Regions from separate parts of the Homo sapiens genome. Here region 2 is linked to region 1. Evidence: chromatin loops called from intact Hi-C (ENCODE). Cell type or tissue: PC-9. All regions are shown on one strand.

Region 1 (5,000 bases):
TTACAGGTGCCCACCACCACGTCCGGCTAATTTTTGTATTTTTAGTGGAGACGGAGTTTCACCATGTTGGTTAGGCTGGTCTTGAACTCCTGACCTCAAGTGATCCACCCGCCTCGGCCTCCCAAAGTGCTGGGATTACAGGCGTGAGCCATCGTGCCCGGCCTAGAATGGTCAAATTTATCAAGACAGAAAATAGAGTGGTGGTTACCAGGGGCTGGAGAGAGGGGTGAGTGGGGAGTTGCTGTTTAACAGACAGGAGTTTCAGTTTTGCAAGATGAAAAGCGTTCTGGAGATTGGCTGTACAACTGTGTGAATGTATTTAACATTACTAAACTGTACTTAAAGTTGGTTAAGATGGTAACATTTTAAAGTGCATTTTACCAACATTTTTTAAAAAGTTAGTTTCTTCCTGCGCCTGGCCGGGAGAAATGCCCTATTTGCAAGGAGGACTGGCGGCTCTCACATGAGTAAAGGCCTGGCGCCAAGGTCTCCAGAACACCCCCTGCCCACCGTGAGAAGGTGGAACTCGGCACCACCGCACTGGAGCACGCGTTGCCACTTCAGCCACCCAAGCGCCGTGGGGCAAATACTACAATTACGCATTTTGTAAAGGGAGATGTGTTTTGGAAGAATTTATCTGCAGAAATCATAGGACTGGACATTTGGTGAGATTTCCCGAGAAAAGATAAAAAGAACAATAACCCAGGTAAAATGCCAAATCCTCGGTCTGACGTCAGTCTCCAAGAATGACTGCCAAGTGGGCTCTGGGAAATGGGCCACACCCACTCGTGTCCCAGCCAATCAGAAGAGTCCAGGCGAATTCAGCCAACCAGAGCTCGGCATTCCTCTGATGCAGATGCTCTTGATTTCTGCCAAGGACACAACTTTGGGCGCTGGGTTGGAGAAATGATTGTTGGCGGCACTTTCCAAGCATTACCGATTAATTGAAAATGCAAAGCCCACACGATTAGTAACATAATAATTAACATTTATTGAGCACTTACACATCAAGCATGTTCAAACTGCCCTCAGAAAGGTGAAGTAGCCTGCCTGAGGCCACATAAATAAGTGTTGTGGGGGTTCTTGCCCCTGATTGCCCTACTGCCTCTGTGAAATAGTCATTCTCCTCACTGATACTGAGCAAGGGAATTTAGACTGTAACCTGTACACAAAAACTCTTTGAGGTAAGGGTGAGTGCTATCACCACTTTATTTTACATAGCGATTGATAATAAAAAAAAATAAGAGATCTGAAATATGTTTCCTATTGGGAGAGAATTGGCAAAGGCAGAAAACGTGAATCTTGATCTTTCATTAAAAAAAAAAACAAAAAACATCAACACAAAACCACCGCAAAACCGCAAGCTAGCCCATGTAATTATTTAAGAAACGCTCATTGAATGAATGAACTCGTGGGGGAGTAAGAAGCTACAGAGAGACCCACTGGAGAGCCACCGAGAGTGGCAGATGGCAGTGTACAGGAGGACCTGAGGGATGTTTGCTGATGCCTGAGTGAAAGGACAAAAGACTGTGCCGAAGGATGATCCGAGGCAGAAGGTTGTGAGCACTGCGCGCAGGACAGGGAGAGTCAGGGGCTGCACATCCTTTGCTGTGTTGCAGTCAGCAGAGCATTCAGGGCCAGTTCTGGTGCTCTCTGGGTGGCCCCGTGCACAGCACACAGAATTCCCACACTTGCACACAGCGCTGTCTGGTGGGAACACACAGACAAAACGTCCCAAGCTGGTAGAGCCCCACGCATAGCTGGCTCTGCCCATTATCCCAGATACACCCACAAGCAGACAGCTGCACCTGCAAGCACACACACAACACACAACACACACATGCCTGTGAGCACACACACAACACACAACACACACATGCCTGCGAGCACAAACACACAACACAACACACACACGCCAGGGAGCACACACACAACACACACATGCTTGTGAGCACACACACACAACACACAACACACACATGCCTGTGAGCACATATACACAACACACACATGCCTGCAAGCACACACATATAATACACACAAGCCTGCAAGCACATATGCACAACACGGAGCACACACATGCCTGTGAGAACACACACGCCTGGGAGCACACACACACAATACACAGCACACACACCTGTGAGCATACACATACAACACACGCATTTCTTTGTGGGTCTCGTGGACATCCTAAATGAGGAATTCTTTCCCTACATGCCTTTTTGTTGTTGCTGGCTTGATCCCTCCATCACCCACTCACGTTTATTGGGCACCTACAGCGTGCAGGCCCCGCGCTAAACCCTGGGACGTGTCCTCAGGGGCCAGGAGAGAGAGGCCTCAACTCAGGAATTAGGAGAACTCAGGTCAAGGGGGGAAATAGTGTTGGTAAATCCACTGTGTTGCTAGTGGGCCTATTTGGGAGAGCCTGTCAGAGAAGCTACGGGGAGCTGGCTCTGGTTCAGACATCTTCCAGGAACACAGAAAACAACCACATTTTACTAATTATAGCGAGGGAAAACACGCTGCGATTACAGCTAAATTACATTAAGACATAACTGGCTGGCTCGGCCGGCTCTATCTTTCTGGATCAGGTTTCAGCCAAGTTGGGTGGTGACACAGGCGGGGCAGGCTGGCGAGGCCTTGGCCGGGGGAGGGTCCCGCAGCCTCTTTTCCTGTGGGGTCGTGACCCTGGGGTGACAGTGTGGTGTCCCAGGGCCAGTTGCAGCTTATGTGACCAGCAGCTACCCCTCCCTACAAGGGGCTTCCCTGGGCCCCTGGGCTGGAACAAACTGCCCAGAGGGCCGCTGAGTCATCCAGCCCCTCCTCTCCTTTCCCTCCCAGAACTGAGGATCAGAGAATTCAGGGCTGGAAGGAAGGTCTTGGGGCCAAAGCCTTGGTCTTTCGAAGGTAACTGAGTGGGTTGTTTTTTTAAATTCTCTCTCCTGTTGTGGCCACCAACTCTGTCCTTTCCTTCCAGGCCCTGGTCTGCACCTGCCAAGAAGGGCTTGGTACCTGTTTGGGGAAAGAGGGGGTTGAACTCTCCACCCCATTCTCTATGTAATTATTCCCAGAGGGCCCGTGTCTGATTCATGCCCCACAGAGGAAGGAAGGAAGGAAGGAAAGGAGGGACAGAGGGAGGGAGGGAGGGAGGGAGGGAAGAAGGGAGGGTGGGAGTCGAAGGAAGGAAGGAGGCAAGGGCCACCAAGGGAGAGCGGGAAGGAGGAAGGAAGGTGGGGAGGGAGAGAGGCAGGCAGTGATTAATGTAGGAAAGCCAACTTACCGAGCACTTGTGGAATGCCAGGCATCGCCATGCAGTACCTCCTTGAATCTTCACAATGATCTTGAGGGCAGGAGCCCAACCTTAGGGTTCCATGGAGACTAGAGCTGCACACAAGGCAGGTCCTCAACAGTAAATTCAGTAATTCCTTGAGTGAGCAAGTATGTCAGTGAGGTAGGTAATATCACTATTTATAGACAGGGCAGTAACAGCTATGGCATCATGGGGGTGGGGTTCAAATCCACCTTTCCGGCCAGGCTTGGTGGCTCACGCCTGTAATCCCAGCACTTTGGGAGGCCGAGGCGAGTGGATCACTTGAGGTCAGGAGTTCAAGATCAGCCTGGTAACATGGTGAAACCTCATCTCTACTAAAAATACAAAAATTAGCTGGGTTTGGTGGTGCGCGCCCGTAGTCCCAGCTACTCAGGAGGCCGAGACATGAGAATCACTTGAAGCTGGGAGGCGAAGGTTGCAGTGAGCTGAGATCGCGCCATTGCACTCCAGCCTGGGCGACAGAGCAAGACTTCATCACAAAAAAACAAAAAAGATCCAGCATTCTTTGTCTCCAAGGCTTGCTCACTCAGCTCTGCACCCAGGCTTTTCACCTTTCACCTTGTGGTGCTAAGAGAAGTGGCCATTCCAGTGACCACATGACCCCCAGATATGATGGGAGCTTGGTTCCCAGCATCAGTCTTGCCCTGCTTGGCGTGGGATGCCAGGGTGCACTGAGCCCCAGTCCCACCTTTATTCTGCCAGCACTGCGCTTTATATGCACTATCTCATTTAACCCTCACACCACGGGCTGGGGAGGGGGTGGCTTCCAATACCCTCATTTTTTGGATGAGGACCCTGGGGCTCAGAGAAGTAAAGTGGCTTGCCCAAGTTCACACAGCTGCCAACTGGGGGTGCTGGGGTTCCCGTCCTATATGGGGCACCTGGCTCCATACTGTCAGGCCCAAGTTTATAGAATCCCTGAGGGGCCTGGTCTCTGGTCACTTCCTCAGGGCCAGCCTAAAGGCAAGAGCAGGGGGCAGGGTAGGAGGCCCTCTCCTCTCTGAGGAACCCTGCCAGGACTTCTCGCTATGAGGACAGGCTTTGGCCAGGTCCCCAGGGCTCAGCTCAGGAAAAACACACCAGTCTGTGCCCGGTGCCTGTGGAGCTGGGTCCATCCCAGAATCAGGGGCAGCAGGTGGTGTGGCCATGGGCATGAGCAGCAGCTGGGCTGTGGTGTGTTGGCCACTGTGTTCTGGCCTGTTGTGCCGGTGTTTACAGTCCACATTTTTAATAATCTGATGTTATGTTTGGCCCTGAATCCCTTCTGCAGAGCCTAACCAAGGCTTGCCTCCAAGATGGCCTTCTTGTTCCTTCCAACTCTTGCTCTGAAATGAGCTGGGAAGAGAGACTCAGAGGGAGAGGGGAACTGGGAGGTAGCGCGAACTCCACCTGATATTTACAGAGCCCCTCCTGTGTGCCAAGTGCATTTCTTATGTTAATTTTTTTTATTATTATTATTTGAGACAGAGTCTTGCTCTGTTGTACAGGCTGGAGTACAATGGCGCAATCTTGGCTCACTGAAACCTCCACCCCTGCGTTCAAGCAATTCTCCTGCCTCAGCTTCCCAAGTAGTTGCGATTACAGGCATCTGCCGCCACGCCCGGCTAATTTTTTGTATTTGTAGTAGAGACAGGGTTTCACCATGTTGGGCCAGGCTGGTCTCGAACTC
Region 2 (5,000 bases), 170 kb after region 1:
CAAAATCATGTAACTCATTCACCTCACCATCAAATCATCTATGAATCAGGCTCTTAGATATAGGAATCAAGATGAAACAGGCCAAGGACACTAAAAGGATGACCTAGAAACAGGCTTATTGTCACCCACTCTGTTATGTTATTGGAGCAGCACCTTCTCTTCTGTTTTCAGCTTCCCTGGGGATTTTCTATTTAGACTGATAAGGGGGTGAAGTTGGGAATCCTGAGCCCTAATATTGACAGTGGCCATGATCTTATTGTGACAAGGGAAAAAAGGCCAGCCCTAAGAAGAAGAGGCAAAGATATGATATATAGAGAAAGACTCTTTGCAGTGCTTGAGGCCGTCCCTGTGTTTGATGATAGGTGCTCATCAGTTCCCCCTTTGCCTGAACCTACGTTTTCTCACTTGGCCCCATGAGCCTTCTAATGAATACAGACACTTCTGGCAAGGTTGCTCCTGACTGTGGGCTATTTCTGCCTTTCTTTTTTCTTTTCCTTTTTTTTTTTTTTTTTTTTTTGAGACAGGGTCTCTGTCTCCCAGGCTGGAGTACAGTGGCACAATCACCTCCCAAGGCTCAGGAGATCCTCCAGCCTCAGCCCCGTGAAGTAGCTGGGACCACATGCATGTGCCACCATGCCCAGCTAATCTTTGCATTTTTAGTAGAGACGGGGTTTCACCATGTTGCCTAGGCTGGTCTTGAACTCCTGAGCTCAAGCAATCCGTTCACCTCAGCCTCCCAAAGTGCTGGGATTATAGGCATGAGCCACCGTGCCCAGCCAAGTGCAGTCTATTTCTTACAACTACAGGACTTGGCACACAGTGGACACTTAATAAAGGTTTGTTGAGTGACTGGATCAATGAGCAGAATACAGTTGGCAACTTCCTGCTCCTGGTGATTGGCACCACTGGACTGACTGGGGTTAGGAAGACTGGTGAAGAATGGGCAGAGAAGACCAAGGACTTCAGACAACTTCCTCATCCCAGACTCCTCTGAAGTTAGACGAGGCCCCCACAGTCCCACCCATCATGGTCACAGTGAGCACCAGCAGAGACAGCTGCTGCGGGATGCTACCGTGGTCATTCCTGGGGGTGGGTCATGGTTGGACTTGCCTTTGTATCACACCTCTTGGCCAGAACCTGGCACAGTGCCTGGCACATAGTAGGTGCTCAATAGAGAGTAATGAGGGCAAGAACCAGTGAGTGATCATCCATGGAATTAGCACCTCTGTGTGCCAAGCATAGCCGTGCCTATGAAGGAGGGAGAAGATCCCATGTTTACCCTTCAGTTGAGGAGAGAAAATTAATAACCCAGTAACTGTAAACTAATAATGAAGGATTAAAGTGCAGTGGCTAATGGCACAATCAGACGCTGATCCATTGCTTCAACAGATATCCTTAGAGAACCTACTTTGTTCTAGGTCTGATGTTGGACACTGGGGATTCAGATATGAGTAAGATACAGTCGGGGTAACTGAGGTCTGAGGGGGAGTGTCACAAAAAATTCACTCCTTCAGAAATATCCACTGAATTCGTACTATGTGTCAGGCGTGATGCCAGGGGCTGGCACGACGTGGTGCCCCACAGAGGCAGGGAGCTGGGTCTCCTGCTGAGGCTACGCCATCCTTTATAGTCTCAGGGACGTCTTTCCCTGTCCAGGCCTCCGTTTGTAGACCTGTCAAGTCAAGTGACAAGATCAAATGGCCAATGGGCTCTTTCACTTCTGACAGCTAAGGCTAACCCTGTAGGTAAAGTCCAGCTGAAACCGAATCCCGCCACTCTTTAATTTCCTCATCTGTGAAATGGCCTTGTCACAAACAGCACCTACTTCACAGGGTGCTTGTGATGATTAAATGAAAGAATAGATGTAAATTACTAAGTATGTGCCTGGCATCCTCTCAATGCTGTCTGTTCAACAAGCTCCTCATTCTTGCTACTGTGATTCTATCTGACACCTGCCGCGTGCCCTTCCTTGTGCCAGACACTAAGCCTGGCTCTGTGGAAAGAGCATAAAAGACCCTCCAGGGTACACCCTCCAGGAGTGCTGCATGGAGTGGGTTGAAGGAGGGAATTCACCCAGGGTGGTAGGGTGGGCCTGGAAGCCTCTGAGCTGAGCCGCTCAGGAGAGAGGAGGAGGGGTCACTGGGGTTGGGGGACAGGATTGGGGATCAGAGGAAGCCTCCCAGCGGGGGAGGGGCAGGGCCTGCGCCCTTCCCCTCCGGGAGCCCCCGGTGGCTAGATCTGGTCTGGGCGCAACCCCTGACTGAGGCTGCGCTGGGAGTGCCGAAAGGTGGCCTTGTGGGTAAGTCCTTCCAGCTGCATCCAGGTAATCCCGGCCTTCGAGCGGGAGAGATGATACCCCCCGAGGGCCGGGCCTGGTCCGGCTCAGGATGCGTGCCCTGTGAAAATGCTCAGCAGCCCTCGCCTTTAGGAGTGCTCAGGTCCAGCATGAATCATTCCTTTTTGAACTTGTCTAAATGTGTTTATAAAATAAAGCTGCGGCCCAGGGCTGCTCCTGGCGGAGCGGGAAGGTAATATGTTTTTAATTGGAGAGATTGGGGGAAGGAGGCAGCGGGCCAGGGTGAGCTCACCCCGCATGAATGCGGCTGGGCGGAGAACAATGTACGTTCACATTCTTTGACTACAACGGGCCTCCGCAGGACCTGGCTCGGTGGGCAATTCTCCGGCCTCGGGGCGGGCGTCCGGGCCCGCGCCGTCTGAGGTTAGCGGGAGCGCGTACCCTGGGAGGTGGCCAGAAGCCCTACATTGAAATATCACAGTGGGTCAGAGCAGGGGTCGCAAACTCCAGTGCACCCAGGAACCGCGCAGTATCTCAAACCCACGGACACCCAGTGTAGACCTGGAGAACTGGAAATGCGTGGCCTCTGCAAAGGGGACAGGCACCAGTGGACTCCACCAGCCCCGTCACCAGATTGAATGTTTCTCAAGAAAAACCAGAAATCATATCTGGATGTAAAAGCTCCTCTTTTTAAACGTTGTCTTTATTTAATTTTATCCTATTTTCTTACTTATTTTTGGTTATGTGGGCCAAATAAAACAGATGCCTAGGCCGTATTTAGCCCTGCAGCTGTCCCCTCTTTTAGATCTTGGGAGTGGACCTCATGCTGTCTTTTACCAGCTACCAGGACTTTAGGCAAGTTACTTCACTTCTCTGAGCTTTGGTCTCTTCAACTAGAAATCTGATAGATTAATGCTACTTTTCCTGACTTTTCAAATGCTTTCTATGTTGAGGATAAAGAGAGGAAAGAAGATAATTGTAATATTCATTGGGCATCTGCTATGTGCCGCGCATGGTGTTAAGCAATTTACGTATTTTGTTGTTGTGATGTTTTGTTTTGTTTTTTAATCATCATTATTCTGTAATCTAGGTATTATTCCCATTTTGCAGATTAAGAAATACAATCTTAAAAAGCTGAAGCTGGAATGTGAACCAGTATTTCCAACTTTAAGCTGAAATCATCTGAATTTAAAGAACACATCGTGGTAAGAATGGGGAAATGGAGTCAAGAGTTAACTGGCTGACTTAATGTCACAAAGCCATGCCCAGTGAAGGCAGTAGCCATTTTGGGTCCTAGCTCAGGAATGATTCAAGTAGCAATAGCGTTTTGCAAAGTAAAACAGGCAGAGCTCTCAAGGTTAAATCAAGGGTATAATGGAGTAGGTACCCCCCTGCACTGCTCCAGTTACAGCCCTTCCAAAGGACGACGTAGCAGTATGTGTTAAAAGATTCATATTCTCTAAAAGATTCATCCACTTTCACCCAGTAATTCCTCCTGAAGGAATCAATCCTAGAGAAATAAAAGAGCTGTGGGCAAGCATTTGTAAAAAAAACTAATGCTCAGAAAATCGAACATTCATTATAAAGGAAGAGTTAAATAAGGTAGGTAATGTCCATACCCAGGAATATTATGTAGCCTTGAAAGAATGTGCAATAACGGGAGGAAATGCTCATGACATAATGTTAAGGAAAAAAAGTAGAATGCAAAATTAGGTAAACATGTGTATGATAATCAAAGAAATGTAAAGAAAGAAGATGGGAAGGAAATTCACCCCAATGTTAATTCTCTACGTGGTGGAATTTTAATTTAATTTTCTTCATCCTTGTTGAAATTTTTTTAGATTTTCTCTAATGAGCATATTACATTTTACAATCTGAAATATATATATTTTCAGGATGTTACAGGCCTCATCTCATCCAGTTTGGGAAGTGGATGGGTCTCAAGCCAAGTATCACATTTATTTAAAAAACAAAAGCCCAGAGAGAAACTCTAGAGAGAAAAATACCACAGTGTAAACTGGTTATTACTGGATGATTGGATTATGGGTGATTTTTTCCTACTTCTTTATATTTCTATGTGTTTTTCAAACTTTCTACATCAAGATTTCTTTGAAATTGGCAAACAAACAGACAAATCATAAAATACTCTCTTGCATTTCCAACTGTTCCAGGCAGGGAGATATTCTTGGCAGTAGAGCTATACCAGAATCCAGGTTTTTCTCACACATTGCTCTATCCTCACTCTGGTCTTTGTACTTGTACCCACCCCCACCCCCGCCACCCAGCTACCATGATGATAGATGCTGAAGGGTTTAATATACTTAAATTGGTTTAAAGCTAAGGAACTGTGAAATTAGGGTTCTTTTGTAGTTTATGGAGGAATGGCTTGGCCCAGACTATTCTTGCAACCTGTTTTTGACCACTTTGCCAAGCTAAAAGTACCTATTGCTTATCCTATTAATTGAGCCAAGGCCGTGTAATCAGGGCCTTGCTGGCCTAGAAGGCACATTTATTTCCCGGACATGGCACTATGATCTGAGCCGCGTGGTCACTTCCTATACCCAACCTTTCACGGAGCTGGTCACTCTTCTGGCTTGGAAAACCATAAGGTCTCCAAGTGACCTTACTAAGAGTCAAGATACCTGGGTCCTTGTGGGGTTTACCACCTGATGGTGCTTCACTCCTGACCAAGTCATCATGTTAC

The links. Hi-C counts contacts between places; a loop is a spot of excess contacts. Peaks named below come from ENCODE experiments on the same cell type or tissue, not always from the same donor. Only the 100,000 strongest peaks of a DNase experiment are listed, where the experiment ranks them.
Region 2: it touches region 1 in a loop (4-fold over the local background); 1 of 110 quality-filtered maps calls a loop at or near these places.

What each region holds. Positions count from the first base shown.
Region 1 is chr5:171,492,175-171,497,174 of GRCh38, forward strand. It overlaps LOC105377721 (a long non-coding RNA gene), which reads right to left and starts at 3,412. Exons shown (of 3, transcript XR_941213.2): 1 at 3,281-3,412. LOC105377720 (a long non-coding RNA gene) reads left to right here and starts at 2,622. Exons shown (of 3, transcript XR_941212.3): 1 at 2,622-2,907. RefSeq lists an enhancer at 1,459-2,306. In PC-9, no CTCF peak of the experiment used is centred here; DNase peaks (open chromatin) are centred at 2,837 and 3,347; H3K4me3 peaks cover 757 bases; H3K27ac peaks cover 3,897 bases.
Region 2 is chr5:171,665,412-171,670,411 of GRCh38, forward strand. No RefSeq gene overlaps it. Among named protein-coding and RNA genes, the nearest start is that of SMIM23, 120 kb to the right of the region's middle. RefSeq lists enhancers at 2,258-2,836, 2,837-3,414. In PC-9, no CTCF peak of the experiment used is centred here; no DNase peak of the experiment used is centred here; H3K27me3 peaks cover 32 bases.